2 separate regions of the Homo sapiens genome follow, and region 2 is linked to region 1. The links are chromatin loops, found by intact Hi-C in ENCODE. Cell type or tissue: Caco-2. All regions are shown on one strand.

Evidence for each region. A loop is a pair of places that touch in the nucleus more often than their neighbours do. Peaks named below come from ENCODE experiments on the same cell type or tissue, not always from the same donor. Only the 100,000 strongest peaks of a DNase experiment are listed, where the experiment ranks them.
Region 2: a loop joins it to region 1, with 2.6 times the contacts of the local background. A loop is called at or near these places in 4 of 110 quality-filtered maps.

What each region holds. Positions count from the first base shown.
Region 1 is chr9:105,060,376-105,068,375 of GRCh38, reverse strand. No RefSeq gene overlaps it. Among named protein-coding and RNA genes, the nearest start is that of CT70, 73 kb to the right of the region's middle. In Caco-2, no CTCF peak of the experiment used is centred here; DNase peaks (open chromatin) are centred at 2,865 and 3,645.
Region 2 is chr9:105,412,014-105,420,013 of GRCh38, reverse strand. It overlaps a transcript of SLC44A1 not described here. Among named protein-coding and RNA genes, the nearest start is that of FSD1L, 32 kb to the left of the region's middle. In Caco-2, CTCF peaks have their summits at 4,457 (motif pointing right), 6,125 and 6,326; DNase peaks (open chromatin) are centred at 1,313, 4,453 and 6,282.

The DNA of each region.
Region 1 (8,000 bases):
GTTCTGAAGGTTGGGGAAGACAAGAAAAGGCTTTAAGTTTATATTGGTCTCCTCTTGTGTAACTTCCCTGCCCTTTGTGAAGGGCAGCATGCTTCATGTAGCCCTCCATATTGTTAGACTCATTGCAGAAATGTGCCTTTCCACACTCCTGAGATCATTAGACCTCATGAAATGCCTTGTAAGGGCTCTTAATATGAAGCTGTGGCCAGAAATTTAATTAACAGAGAAAACACAACCTAAGCATGCAAGACAGCACGACTCAAAGTCTCATAAAAGCCCATTTCCTTGGAGGCACTGGAGCAGTGGAGAGCCTCTTCATTAGTGGTGAGCTGATAAATGTTTAACAACTGGCTCTGTAGGGCAGGGAAGGGATCATGATTTGTAGGTTTGCCCATTCCTGTGGTGTAAATACTCTATGGCTGATTCAGGTTTAAAAAATGTAATAGGACTGAGCATTTCCCTTTTCTTTTTTTTTTTTTTTTTTGAGATGGAGTCTCACTCTGTTAACCTAGGCTGGACTGCAGTGGCGTGGTCTTGGCTCACTGCAACCTCTGCCTCCCAGGTTCAAGAAATTCTCCCACCTCAGCCTCCTGAGTAGGTGGGACTACAGGCACGTGCCACCACACCCAGCTAATTTTTTTTTGTATTTTTAGTAAAGACGGGGTTTCACTATGTTGGCCAGGCTGGTCTCAAACTCCTGACCTCGTGATCCATCTGCCTCAGCCTCCCAAAGTGCTGGGATTACAGGCGTGAGCCACCATGCCCGGCCGAGCATTTCTATCACAGAGATATAATAGATATAAATCACTTTAAGAGCATAGATGGTAGTAAAATACAGTATAATAATTAGGAAGTGATGAGTTTTGAGTGTTTATTATCATTGATTTTAATATTCACTTAAGTTTATATAATTTTAATCATGGTCACATTTATTTATTTATTCATATTTTTGGTTTTTTTGAGACAGGGTCTCGCTCTGTCACCCAGGCTGGAGTACAGTGGTGTGATCTCAGCTCACTGCAACCTCCGCCTCCCAGGTTCAAGCAATTCTCCTGCCTCAGCCTCCTGAGTCGCTGGGACTACAGGCACATACCACCACGCCTGGCTAATTTTTGCATTTTTAGTAGAGACGGGGTTTTGGCACGTTGGCCAGGCTGGTCTCGAACTCCTGACCTCAGGTGATCCACCCGCCTTGGCCTCCCAAAGTGTTGGGATTACAGGCGTGAGCCACCGCGCCCAGCCTTCCATGGCCACATTTAGTAACTGGTTTGCAAACATTCTGAAAAAGTAGCAATTGGCTCTTGTGGGCCATGATCCATGACAGCTCTAGCATACCACCACTCTGGTCCTCCTCAGTGTGCACCTGTTTCTTGGCAAGGACCAGCTCATATGAATCTTGAGCTTCAAATGCAAAGGCAGCTCCATTGCTTCCTTGTCACCTAACTGGTCACATCTCCCCATGGCTGCTATCTTGTGCCTCTGCCACACGGCTTCTCCATCTTCTATGGTAAGTGGGGTTTTGCAGAGTTTCTGGGAGAGTGTCCTTCTCCAGGCTGGAGCCCCCTGTGGTGGACACAGGCTTTTATTCTTCAGTGAGGATCTTGGTCTCACATCCTTGTACTCTCCCTTAAGGTGTTCTTGCTCACTTTACCGTGAGCCACCTTGGCATATTGGGCTGTCAAGTTCCATCTGGTCAGTGAGCATTTGTGGAGTCCGTACAGTGTGCTGACTCCTCCTGTTTGTGTTTCTGGTGCCAGGTCCTGTGCTCTGACATCCATTCTCTCATTTGGCCCTTAGAGCAGCCCTGCTGGATGAGTCTTATTTTTTCAACATTTCACGTGAGGAAACTGTGGCCCAGAGACGGGAAGTAACTTGCCCACAGTCCAGCAGTCATGTCTTAAGCAAAACATTGCCTTTGATATGTAACGTGCAGGGAAACATCTTTCACCCCTCAGCTGGCTGCTGCTGGTTGTGGACTCACTTTGCTCAACTAAGGGAGGATTTGGAGTTGTTTTCTGGGAAGGCTCCACCACAGAATTGCAGCAGAGGGACATTTAGATAGAAGGGCAGAACTGGAGTTGGAGCCAGTCATGAGCCCCAGGAGCATCTGTGATTCCGTGTTATTCCTAAAGAAGGCAGAGCTGGAACTGGGGTTGGGTCTGCTCCCTGGGAACATCTATGACCCTGTCTCATTGCCTTGCACCCCTCTGTGCCTGCTGGAGCCTGGTTCCTGGCTCCTAAAGGAGAAACGCCATTTGGAGGCAAGTGTGGTCCTTCCCATTGCAGGAGCTCCTTTTTTTTTTTTTTTTTAAGATGGTGTCTCACGCTGTCGCCCAGGCTGGAGTGCAATGGCGCGATCTCGGCTCACTGCAACCTCCGCCTCCCGGGTTCAAGCAATTCTCCTGCCTCAGTCTCCCGAGTAGCTGGGATTACAGGTGCCTGCCACCATGCCCAGCTATTATTTGTATTTTTAGTAGAGAACAGGTTTCGCCATGTTGGCCAGGCTGGTCTCGAACTTCTGACCTCAGGTGATCCGTCCATCTCCTCCCAAAGTGCTGGGATTAAAGCATAAGCCACCATGCCCGGCCTGCAGGAGCTCTTAACACCTGTGCGGAGAAGGCTGGGCACCTTGCGACTGAGCAGCAGATGTGTCTCATGAAGGGAAGCCAGCTTTAGCTGTGGAGCAAATGCTGAGTGCCAGGCTGGGGAAGGTGGGACAAGAAGAAGGTGAGAATTGAAGGATCATGGAAGCCTGTTTCTCAGAAGACCTGGATTCAAGTCTAAGTTCTCCTTACTTATTAGCTTTGTGGACTTGGGTAAATCATTAAGCCTCTGAGTTGTTTGCCCCTCTGTGGAATGAGGGAGATAAGGATAGTGGCTACTGTTTGTTAAGGGCTCTCTATGAATTAGGTGCTGCAGTCAGCGTGTACTAAACATTATGTACAAGGTAATTCCCATAAAAGACTGAACCCAGTGCCAGAAACACGGTCAATGTGCACTATATGGCAGCTGTTAATGTTTTGTTGATCCTCCTAACAATCCCCTGATTAATAATAACCACAGAAATAATAATAGTTGCTAGCATTTATGGAGCACTTTGTATGCATCCAGCCATTGTTTTGAGTGCTCTAGGTGTATTAACTTATTTAATTTTCCCAGCTATCCCATGAGGTTGGTTCTATTTTTAACCTCATTGACATGTGAGAAAATTGAAGCACAATTAAGTTAAATGCATTGCCCAAGACACGTGACTAGAAATTGACAAACAGCTAGAAAGCAGAAGAGGTGTTCTTATTGTTGCCCATTTCACAAGGACAGTAACTAAGGCACAGAGAGGCTGAGCAGCGTGCCCATGGCTGGGGTCGGCAGGACTCTCCTCTGGGTTTTTGGGCAGATGAAATGATATAATGGATGGGAAATGGCTTTGTGAACTGTCCTTCCGACTGTTTCAGCCGGCAGTGAGTAAGCTTTGCATGTTCTGTTTTTTCTAATCTAGTTGCATCAGCTGGTCTGAGAGCCAGGGGCCTTTAGGAGGACCTGCCTGGACTTAGCTTGTCATTGGATAGGTGCTTTGTGTGTAGGTCCTGGACTTACATCCCCTCGGGACAGCCTAGGAGCCGTGGCTTGTCTGACTTCAAAGCCGTTGCCAGCTGGGAGGCTTTGGGAGGAGCCAGCTGGCAGCTGGCCACCATCATGTGCAGCTGGGGTTACCAGCAGTCACTCTCCGGCCTTCCCCCAACCACACTCACTGTCTCCAGTGGCTGATTCCCAGACACACCCAAGACAGCAGTCAGCCAGGCAGGGGGAAGAGCAGCTCGAGGCTCCTAATGGAGTGGCGCTAATCAGGGAAAAAGGGAGCCTCTTTTTGCTCCCTTCCCCACTATGCTTCTGGCATAACCCCTCTCCCACAGGGCTCCTCAGGCATGACATCCTAGAAATTCCTGGGTGCATTCCTTCTTCCCAGTTACGTACTTTCCAAAATGGAGTAGGTAGGGCTACTGGGTCTTTGGGGAGGGGTCAGTGTTACATGCCTCTAGGGCTCTCTCCTCACTTCACTGGGAGATCCTCCAGCAGGGGTAGGATCTCCCCTCTCCTGAGCCAGCATCGGGCAGGGCCTGGGAAGGTGTTCAGTATTGTCACGTTTCTGGAGGGAAGGCCAATTCAGCTATCGGGTTGGCACTTGGGTGCTGTGTGTGGTGATGGTGATGGTGATGGTGGCAGCTTGTGTGTGTCTGGAGGAGGGAGGAAGTTTGGTGGGGGAAGGGAACCAGAGGCAGCTGAGGCTGAAAGGGCTGAGATGCGGGGGCTCTCGCCTGCTGGTGTGGCAGGAAGGGCTTGGGCTCCATACACACATAGATGTGGCCTTGACTCCTCACCTCATCACGCACTGTCTGAATGAGGTGTTCATCTCATGCGATTCTTCCCCTGGGCCTCTTTGTTTATGAAGGGAATGGGGGAAGGTAAAAACCAGACTTCAGTTTGGTTTCTGTCTGGCAGTAATGACTAAGCTCTCTTTTTTCCTGATTAGTCTTAGGCAAATGTCTGTACAAGAATTATTTTCTTACGAGGATCACACAGTCCAGTGTAACATGAAATTCCTCCAATTAAAATGACTTTGCCTCTCCATGTTGTGAAATATTAACCTTGACATTATTGTGCTAATAGTACATGCTCCTATTCTCAGATCCTATTTTCACTTCGAAGGTACTCTGAGTCCATCAAGATGGACTAAACTTTTCTATATATCAGCTCTATGATCCCCAGGTCTTCCCTGAGAGGAGCTGGGGGTAAGATGGAGAATCTCAGTTCATCTAGCCAAAAATATTTGTTCCTTTCACTTCCCTTAAAGAATTTTACAGTTCAGGAATCACTTCCACATGCTTTATGGGAAATCTTTTTTTTTTTTTTTTTTTTTGAGATGGAGTCTCGCTCTGTCGCCCAGGCTGGAGTGCAGTGGAGCGATCTCGGATCACTGCAAGCTCCGCCTCCCAGGTTCACCCCATTCTCCTGCCTCAGCCTCCCAAGTAGCTGGGACTACAGGCGCCCGCCACCACGCCCGGCTAATTTTTTGTATTTTTAGTAGAGATGGGGTTTCACCATGTTAGCCAGGGTGGTCTCGATCTCCTGACCTCCTGATCCGCCCGTCTTGGCCTCCCAAAGTGCTGGGATTACAGGCGTGAGCCACCGTGCCCGGCCTTTTTTTTTTTGAGATGGAGTCTCACTCTGTCGCCAGGCTGGAGTGCAGTGGCACGATCTCAGCTCACTGCAACCTCCGCCTCCCGGGTTCAAGCGATTCTCCTGCTTTAGCCTCCCGAGTAGCTGGGACTACAGGGGTGCGCCACCACGCCCAGCTAATTTTTGTATTTTTAGTAGAGACGGGGTTTCACCATGTTGGCCAGGATGGTCTCCATCTCTTGACCTCGTGATCCACCCCCCTCAGCCTCCAAAAGTGCTGGGATTACAGGCGTGAGCTGCCGCACCCCGCCGCTTTATGTGAAATCTTTAAAACACGTGTCTGAAGTAAGTATTCTCCCCCATCATTAAAGTGTAGATAGAGAATCTAAGACTCAGAGAAGGTAACTGAATTGCCTAGGGTCACATAACCATTGAGCAGCTCTGAGTTCCTCACGGTGCCTTCTGTGTCCTCTTCTCTCTGCTCAACTGCATCCATCTCTGGCTGCAGTGCCAGCTGCTTCAATCTGTTCTCTCTGTGGGAGGCCGCAAGCCACCAGGCATCAGCCAGGAGCAGAAGTGTTCAAAAATTGTCCAGCTGCAGCTGGGCAGAACTCAAGGAGTTGTGGTCCCCCACTGCAGCTGACAAGGATAGCGAGAAGCAAATACCCTGAAGGTTAGGAGCCCATCAGGGGAGGACTAGAGGGAATCAATTCATCAGCTGTGTCCAAATGCCCCACCTCCCAGCAGAAGGCCACACCATCTACCAGTGAAACCTGCTGCAATCTTGACCCTTGAATCCTCACCATGATCCGGTATCCTCTTGGCTCACCACCGCACCCCTTCCAATGAATCACTAGGTGGTTTCCAGTCTACCTCTGATATAGCTCCCTAATTTTTCCCCTCCTCTACATCTCCAGCCTGCACTCTAGAGCTGCAACCCCCTTCCCCAGTCCACCGCACTCTGCCTCCGGGATCTCTCCCCTCCTGCAACCTCAAGGGAATTCTTGCAGTGATTTTTAGAAAGAAAAAAGTGTAGGCTGGACATGATGGCTCACACCTGTAATCTCAGCACTTTGGGAGGCTGAGGCGGATGGGTCACTTGAGGTCAGGAGTTCGAGACCAGTCTGGCCAACGTGGTGAAACCCTCTCTATAATAAAAATACAAAATCAGTGGACAGTAGTGGTGCACCCCTGTAATCCCAGTCACCCAGGAGGCTGAGGCAGGAGAATTGCTTGAATCTGGGAGGTGGAGGCTGCTGTGAGCCAAGATTGTGCCACTGCACCCCTGCCTGGGCAACAGAGTGAGACTCCATCCCCACTACCAAAAAAAAAAAAAAAGAAAAAAGAAAAGAAAGGAAAAAAGTGCAAATCTGCTTGTATTATGCTTCAAAATCCTTTACCATCTATGCATTGCTTTCTAAATGCAGTGACAGTCCCTTAGCTGATGCACTCTACTTGTGGGCTGCCCTGTTATTATTTTTTTTTAGATGCAGTTTTGCTCTTATCGCCAAGGCTGGAGTGCAGTGGCACGATCTCCGCCCCCGGGGTTCAAGCGATTCTCCTGCCTCATCCTCCCAAGTAGCTGGGATTACAGGCATGTGCCATCACACCTGACTAATTTTTTGTATTTAGTAGAGATGTGGTTTCACCATGTTGGTCCGGCTTGTCTTGCACTCCTGACCTCAGGTGATCTGCCTCAGCCTCCCAAAGTGCTGGGATTACAGGCGTGTGCCACCGCGCCCAGTGTGCCCCATTACTCTATAGCTTTACTCCTTATGTGTATGTTCTACTCTATCAGTGCTAAATTTTCCAGTCTCAGTGGGTTGTGCCATCTCCCTTCTTGTCCTGGGTAACTCCTGTTCCTACTTCAGATGTCTCTTCCTCTGGAAAACCTTTCACTTGATACCCACTCCAAGACTGGCTTAGGGGTCCCTCTTCAGGGCCCTCTGTTTATCCCTGTGGTGGAACTAATACTGGGATTCCCTCGTCTCAGGTGTAATGAAGTAAAAACAAAAATGGATCAAACAGCTGGCACCGTGAGTTTGCTACTGGAAGATACTTTGGTAGAAATACCTAGAGAATCTGCCTGGGTTGAATGTGAGGTTCAGAGAGCAGGAAACAAAGCAGCAAAAGATGCTGAGCAAACTGCTCTGAGTGAGACAAGAAGAGAAAGATGCGAGGCATAGGAGAAGCTGGGGTGATAGTGTAAAGGACCCTGTGGAATGAAGGGCCAGTGGAGACTCCTCTGGGGTGGGTTAGCCAGAAGACATTTTGAATAGATAGGCCGCATGTTTAGTGTCAAGCTCGTTTGTTTTAAGTGAGGCAAACCACTCTGACCTCCTCTCCCCTAGATCTCTCAATCTTCAGTAAAGCCTGAAATATTCACGAATCATTATAGGAGTGGGTTTATGTGTTTGTGCCTGTGGAGAGGGGAAGTTTGTGGAAGTGTTATAAGAACAACAGGTTCGTACGCCCACTGTGCAGTAACAGACCAATTACACTGAGACAGCAGGGTTTGCAGCACAGAAAGAGCTCAATGATTGCAGAGCTCTGAGGGAAGGATGGGAGGAGACCCTCAAATCTACATCCCCAAGGAATTCTGGGCTGGGGTTTTTGAGGGTCATGGAGGGTAAGCAGGTTAAAAATAGACTGGGCATGGTGGCTTACGCCTGTAATCTCAGCACTTTGGGAGGCCAAGGTGGGCAGATCACTTGAGGTCAGGAGTTCAAGACCAGCCTGGCCAACATGGTGAAACCCTGTCTCCACTAAAAATACAAAAACTAGCTAAGTGTGGTGGCACACACCTGTAATCCCAGCTGCTCCAG
Region 2 (8,000 bases), 350 kb before region 1:
CACTGCATGGGAGGTAGGAAGCAACAGATTTTGCTCTCAACTCTCAGAGCAGGCAGCATGGAAACATATTGCCTTCTTTTTTTTTTTTTTTTTTTTTTTGAGACAGAGTTTCACTATTATGGCCCAGGCTGGAGTGCAATGGTGCAACCTCGGCTCACTGCTACCTCTGACTCCCGGGTTCAAGTGATTCTCCTGTCTCAGCCTCCAGAGTAGCTGGATTACAGGCACATGCCACCATGCCCGGCTAATTTTTGTATTTTTAGTAGAGATGAGGTTTCATCATATTGGTCAGGCTGGTCTCGAACTCCTGACCTCAGGTGATCCACCCACCTCGGCCTCCCAAAGTGGTATTATTACAGGCGTGGGCCACCGCGCCCAGCTAGAAATACATGGCCTTCTAAGAGAACTTCTGAACTAGGTAGAAGGTAGAAATTACTAAATTAATTTGTATTAATAATTAACAGTTGGCTATACCTGTAAGTTGGGAGTTCCAAAGCAAATAAGAGGCTTCTCGGAATATAGATGTTCAAACCTTCTAATTCTCAGATTGCAACATATGGTCTTTCCAAAGACTGGTTTTCCTTTTCCTGTCTTGTGTATGTCTTGAAAGATACTCTCTTTATAAAACTACAATGAAGGCACAATCTCCTTTCTTATCCTGTGAGCTTATTAAACACAGATAAAATTTACTTTGAACATACTTTAAAATCCTTCAAGTACAAATACAGCAGGGTAATATTTCAGGATCATCATTATCTCCCCATATCAGGCACCAGCTTTGTCTTGCAGCCACATTTGAGCAGGCATTTATATTAGTGCTGTTCTGTGCTACAGCTTTGCAAACTCGCATTTTTTTCTATAACCATATGTCTCTATGCTAACTCTAGCGTTCTTCAGCTTGTAAATCTTTTTCTTTTGTGTCTTTTCAAACTTTTGTCACTTGGCTCTATTTTGATTGTCAAGTTCACTGCCAAATTTTGTTCAGTTACAATCTGCCAACATCTTGGCATTTCCAGGATGTTACATTAAGAGTAGATGAGTGCAAACAGAGCAAACTACATGCAATGAAGACTGTCCCCAAAAATGTTGTCCCTCTAAGTCAAAGATTAACTTTTACCTAAATTTTTGAGAGTAAGGTCCTTTAGGCTGTTGACTTGGCCAATGAGCAAGAATCCACAGTCTGTTAGACAATATCTGCTAATAAGAAAGTCACATTTCAGCACGAGTGGCTAAGAGATTCTCTCCTGATTTGGGGGCAGGCCAGTCAGGCACAAGCTGCTTATCTGTGCAACTGGGGCAGCTTAACCCATAGGCCAGGAAGGCCTGGCTTTGGGAATCATTTCAGGGTTGTGGCCCACATCTAGTGGTGAGCAAATATTGACAGAACTGGGGTCCTCTTGGAACAACAGGGGAGTGGGAAGGGTGGGGGCTAGTTAATGACTGTCAGACTCCATACCCAAAACAGCTCAAAATCTTTACAAAGACATCAAGACAGAAAATCTGTAAGCTAAGAAGTGTGATTTTATTTAATTAACCTGTTCCAGAGGTAAGCCCCATAGGACAACACTGAACAGCATGATCTAATGGCCAATTACTACTGTTGCAGTGTGAACTGAAGGCTGTGAGCTTCCTGGTCTTTTAAAAATTATTTACTTCTAATTATCTTTTTCTTTCTTTCTTTTTTTTTTTTTTTTTTTTTGAGACGGAGTTTTGCTCTTGTTGCCCAGGCTGGAGTGCAATGGCGCAATCTCGGCTCGCTGCAACCTCCGCTTCCCAGGTTCAAGAGATTCTCCTGCCTCAGCCTCCAGAGTAGCTGGGATTACAGGCATGCACCACTACACCCGACTAATTTTTTGTATTTTTAGTAGAGATGGAGTTTCACCATGGCCAGGCTGGTCTTGAACTCCTGACCTCAGGTGATCCGCCCGCCTCGGCCTCCCAGAGTACTGGGATTACAGGCGTGAGCCACCGCACCCAGCCTATTATCATTATTTTTAGAGACAGAGTCTCATTCTGTTGGCTAGACTGGACTGTAGTGGTACAATCATAGTTCACTGTAGCCTCAAACTCCTGGGCTCAAGCAAAACTCCTGCCTCAGTCCTCTGAGTAGCTGGGACTATAGGCACATGCCACCATACCTGGCTAATTAAATTGTTTTTTTTTTTTTTTTTTTTGTAGGGATGAGATCTTGCTATGTTGCCCAGGCTGGTCTCAAACTCCTGACTACAAATGATCCTCCAGCTTCAGCCTCCTGAGTAGCTGGGATTACAGGTATAAGCCACCATGCCTGGCTGCTTCCTGGCCTTCTGATGGCTCACTGATATCAAGGGCAAGATAGAAAAAGAATGGAAAGGACTAGCATTTATTAAGAATCTGCTGTGTGTTGGGCACTGGTTTCAGGATATAATCACACTTTTCACTCAGTCTTCAAGAGAAGGCATTATTAGCTCCTTTTGCCAGGTAAAGAAAGAGAAGTTAAGGAACTTGGCAAGGTGATGGGGTGGGCAAGATCCAAACTCAAGTCCATCAGATTCCAAATTCCATGCTTTTCCACCAGACCATGATAAGTGCATAAAGACATGCATGGTATGGCTGAAGACCAAGCAGGAGGGAGGAGGGTGAAACAAGGTTTCTTTATCCTTCTTCCATGAGGGAAGGTCCTGATCATGTGTACGACCACAAAGTGAGCATCTTACCCTGTTGTGAAAGGCAACATGGTAATGTATCCATTATCACTTATTATTTTAAAAGCATGTGAAATTATGCAGAAAACAATGAATTGGTTTATTTCATGCCTCAGGTTCTAGGAACCAGTGCTCAGTGTTTGGCCCCAGTAAGGACACCGATGGGATTTTCTGGGGTCTGTGTGAGGGGAATGCTGTGTGTGAGTCCCTGTTAGGACAAGGAGAGGAGGCAGTGCAGCAGCTCACACATAAAAGGCACAGAAATTCAGCTCTGTTAAATATCTACATTAAAACTAAAACCAAAACCAAAACCTTTTACAGCACACAGGTCAAATGTAATTACCAGAATGCTAAGTTACTTTCCAAAGGGACTGGGACTTTTTGTGTTTAATCTGCATGAAATTCTCAATTAATAGATATAATCTTAGGCCTTTTGACTCAGTTTTGACCACTGTCAGATAAATAGGAGGTTCTATACTTTGTGCATGGATAGTCAAGTGGGACAAACAACCTGATAAAAAGCAAATCTTAAATTTAAACTATTCTGTGGTTATTCACCACCTACAGGATAAAATCTAACCTTCTTGGCAGGTGGGTGAGACGTGGCCTGACTCCTTGGCCTCATCTCTTATCATTTCCAGCCTCACACTTTATAAGAACATATTATTTGGAGGTTACTGCTTTCCAAGTGCATATGCCGCAAATGCTATTTCACACCTTTATGCCTTAGCACACACCAGTCTCTTTTCTGGGAACTTCAGATCTGGCGATGTCTGTGGAGGATTTGGAAGATCACACTTTTCCCCTAGGCCTCAATTTATTCCTTGACCCACCCCAATGGAATGAATTGTTGCCCCCACCCCCAACTACTGTGACACATTATACACACTTCTATTGCTACACTGACCACACCTATCCCCTCTCCATCCCTCAACTGTGAGCCTCCCTGAGAGGAATACTGGCATATAGTAGGTGCTCAGGAAAGTAGAAGAACCAATTTTTCTCTAAGATATCATGGTACTTTTTTTTTTTTTTATCTTGCCTGGAGTCTTTGATGTCAGATAAGAATTAGCTTCTTCTTATTTCCATAAAACAATAACAGAGAACAAATTCCCTAGTCAAAAAGTTCAGTAGGCTGGGTGCGGTGGCTCATGCCTGTAATCCCGGCACTTTGGGAGGCCAAGATGGGTGGATCTTTTGAGGTCAGGAGTTCTAGACCAGCCTGGCCAACATGGTGAAACCTCTACTAAAAATATAAAAACTAGCTGGGCATGGTGGTGGGCACCTATAGTCTCAGCTACTTGGGAGGCTGACGTAGGAGAATCGCTGGAACCCGGGAGGTGGAGGTTGCAGCGAGCCGACATCACGCCACTGCACTTCAACCTGGGCGACAGAGCAAGATACTATCTCAAAAAAAAAAAAAAAAAAAAAAATTCAGTCAATCCTTTCAGAGAATATCCAAAAGTTGATCTTTTTTCAAATGAACGTAAAACGGGAACATTCATTCTAAGAAACATGTAAGATAATCGAAGGACAATATTCTTCAAGTATATATTGTTTCTACCTGAAAGCTAGTGAAAAGAGGATACACATATAAAAGTTAGTGTCCCATATCTGGGGCTTTTGGTATGTTAATTACCGCTGTTAGAATGCAAACACTAAATGCCTTTAGTATTGGAGGCCCCATTAGAGAAAACACCTGTGTAGTTTCAGGGGTTGTTAATTGTCACTCTCAACCAGCAGGTGTCGCTAGAGACAAGCACATGTACTATGGCTGCCCTCTCAAGGACGACCACCCCAAAATCCTGCTCCAGCTGGAACTCCTGCCTCCCTCTAAGGTTCCGTCCCTCCGTGGAAACTTCAGCTGGAACAGCATGCGTGTCCATAGTTAGCAAAGTTTATTATACAGCAGAATCCTCTGGACTGGGTTGGGGTTTGTTAAAATGCAGATTTCTGTCTGCTGGCTGCAGAGATTCTGATTCAGCAGGTAGAAGTGAGACCCTGAGTAATTTCTGTTTTAAACGCTGCCTTTTTTACCTTCCTTGCACCCCCTATTGTGATGCCTTTTGAGAAACACTGATTTCTCAAAACTGTGGGCTTTGAGAAATCTTTGAACTGTGGGCTGTTCAAAATCACCTACTCAGAAACAATCAGGCTGCCAAAGGATTCATTTGTTGATTCACTCAATAAACCTCTATTGTGCCCTTAATAACTTCCCAGTTACCCTTGGCTACCTTCACAAAGTTGTGCAGCTCATCCTCCTATCTCAGGCTTGGGATCAACCATAGAACCCAGTAAAGTCTTGACCTTTCCTTTCTTATGTTTGATGGGTGAGTATCCCACCAAAGAACCTGGCTTCCACTCTGAGAGGAAAAAAAAATCTCCTTTTCTCATCAAGAGCATTCATATATTTACAGAAACTCTGCCAATAAACAGATCCCTAATGGTTAGTTTATGGGACATAAACATTCCAAAGTGGTGAAAATGCATCTTATTCCTATGGTTTTTTTTTCTTTTTTGTTCTAGCAGGGTCTCGCCATGTTGCCCAGGCTGGAGTGCAGTGGCTATTCACAGGTGTGTTCATCACGTACTACAGCCTAGAACTCCTGGGCTCAAGAGATCTTCCTGCCTTAGCCTTTTGAGTAGCTGGCACTGCAGTTGTGCACCACGGTGCCCAGACTACTATGATTTTAAACACAGATAAAAATAATAAATCTATTACTATCTAAAAATTAAAATGCTGCTATGTTTTACGGCAATATTAACTTTGTAAATCCAAGATAAATAAAAATTCTAGTCGTAAAAAAAGGGATAAATTAGATTGCTACAAATAAATTACAACAAAAATTTCATTAGAAACTTAAAATTGCTATAACATGTTTACCCAGGGGGTGCTGAGGGAGCATGCATTCTTAGGAACTTTAATGAAAATCATCGATCCAAATGCAGACTACAGCTAAAAAACACTAACTGTCGGCTGGGCGTGGTGGCTCACGCCTATAATCCCAGCACTTTGGGAGGCCGAGGCGGGCGGATCACGAGATCAGGAGATAGAGACCATCCTGGCTAACACAGTGAAACCCCATCTCTACTACAAAAAATTAGCCAGGCATGGTGGGCGTGCCTGTAATCCCAGCTACTTGGGAGGCTGAGGCAGGAAAATTGCTCGAACCCGGGAGGCAGAGGTTGCAGTGAGCCAAGATCGTGCCACTGCACTCCAGCCTGGGCGACAGAGCAAGACTCTGTCTCAAAAAAACAAAAATACAAAAAAAAAAAAAACCAAACACTAACTGTCCAGCGAAAGCTTAGCATGCCCTGAGTCCATCTATTTTTTTTTTTAACTTTCTGACTCTTAGAAAAATGTTTGCACTGGAATAGACTTTAAAGGTCATTGAATTAGCCTTTCACTCTGTGCTCAATACTGCTTTACAACATCCCAGCTGCAAAAGTACCACCCAGCCTCTACACACATTCCTTCGTAGTCAGGGGGATCACGTCTTCTCCTGGGGTTAAGTCCATCTTGGTAGTGTTCCAGTTTTTAGGAAGTCTTCCTCACATTCTGTCTGATAGGCAGGAAAAGCCAGTGACTCCACTAGGTGGCCTTTCCCCTCCTAGGACTTAGCATAGTGCCTGGATTAGGACTGCATCTCAGCTGCATTTAACAGAAACCTATTATAGTGGCTTAAACAAGAAAGGGATTCATTCTTCTCATGTAACAGTAAGCCCAGAAGACATCAAGCCCAACTGTGGAGAAATCAGGCAAGAATGCTTTCTGGGAACCAGGCTCCTTCTATCTTTTGGTTCTGCCATCTTTGGTCTGTGGTTCTGTTGGTGTTTGTAATATGTCTTTTGTTCTTTCAAGTAGGATCACATCTGCATTCCAGACAGGCCAGAGAAGGGGAAAACCAGGAAGATGGGCGGCACCTATATTGGGAAGGCGAAATTTTCTTGGAAATTGCCAGTATTCTTCAGCTTATATCTCATTGGGCAGAACTATGTCATACGACCACTTCAAGCTTCAGGGAAGTATGGAAAGGTGAGTATTTTAGTAAGGCATTTTGCTAACCAGAATGATATCTGGGTTATATTCATGAAAAAGATGGGCAGAAGAGCAATAGCAGGGCAATCAGCACTCACTGCCACAGCCTGATAGTAATAGGTGATTAACATATGTTAATTGACTGATGAAACAGAAGTCTCTTTTTCCAACCATTAGAACCCTTTAGGGGCTCAGGACATGACTATAGACACCATTTTTTCTACAACATCCCTTTAGATATTTGAATATAGTAATCATTGCTTTTCCCTTTCTCTACCCCAAGATGTCTCTTTTCCCAGTAGATATCTTCTCTAGGCTTGTCTCTGAAAACACTCTCATTCATTTATATTCCAGGTGTGGATTGACCTATAAAAAGTAATGCAGAGTAGGCAGGGCGTGGTGACTCATGCCTGTAATCCTAGAACTTTGGGAGGCCGAGGCGGGTGGATCATCTGAGGCAGGAGTTCGAGATCAGCCTGGCCAACATGGTGAAAACCGGTCTCTACTAAAAATACAAAAAAATTAGCCGGGCGTGGTGGCAGGTGTCTGTAATCCTAGCTACTCGGGAGGCTGAGGCAGGAGAATCGCTAGAACCCAGGGGGCGGAGGTTGCAGTGAGCTGAGATGGCGCCACTGCACTCCAGCCTGGGTGACAGAGTGAGACTCCATCTCAAAAAAAAAAAGTAATGCAGTCATTTCCTTTCTCCTGCTGTATATCATGTGGTCGCTATTATCAAATAGCTACCACAAAAGCACATATTGTGCCCAGACCTTGGTTTCCAAATACCAGTTTCCATTAAAAGGAACTAGGGCTCACTTGAAGACTTGGCTGATTACAGAGTTGAAACCAGGAAAGCATAAGATGAGCTTGGAACATCTGGTTGCGTCAGTGAATAAGGAAGTACTCAAAGAATGATGGGGACAGATCAAAAGTACAGGAGCCAGCTTGAATGGGCTCCCATTGGCTAAATCTGAGACAATGTGGGCATAAAAATAAATGAGGATAACAGAAAAAAGTAACAATCTGGGATTTGATATTTATTTATTTGATGAATAATCAATATTTATTCAACAAATAAATATGTATTTGATGACTAATTAAAACGTTATTTAACATATATATTATTTGATGAATAAATATTTATTTGATGAAAAACTAAGTGGGTGAGAAGAGATTTTCCTTACAGTAGAACACCAGCTAATAAATATAGGAAGAATGATGAAATTAGAAAATCATCATTATATGAAAACACCAGTAATAGCTGTTTCAGAGAAGAA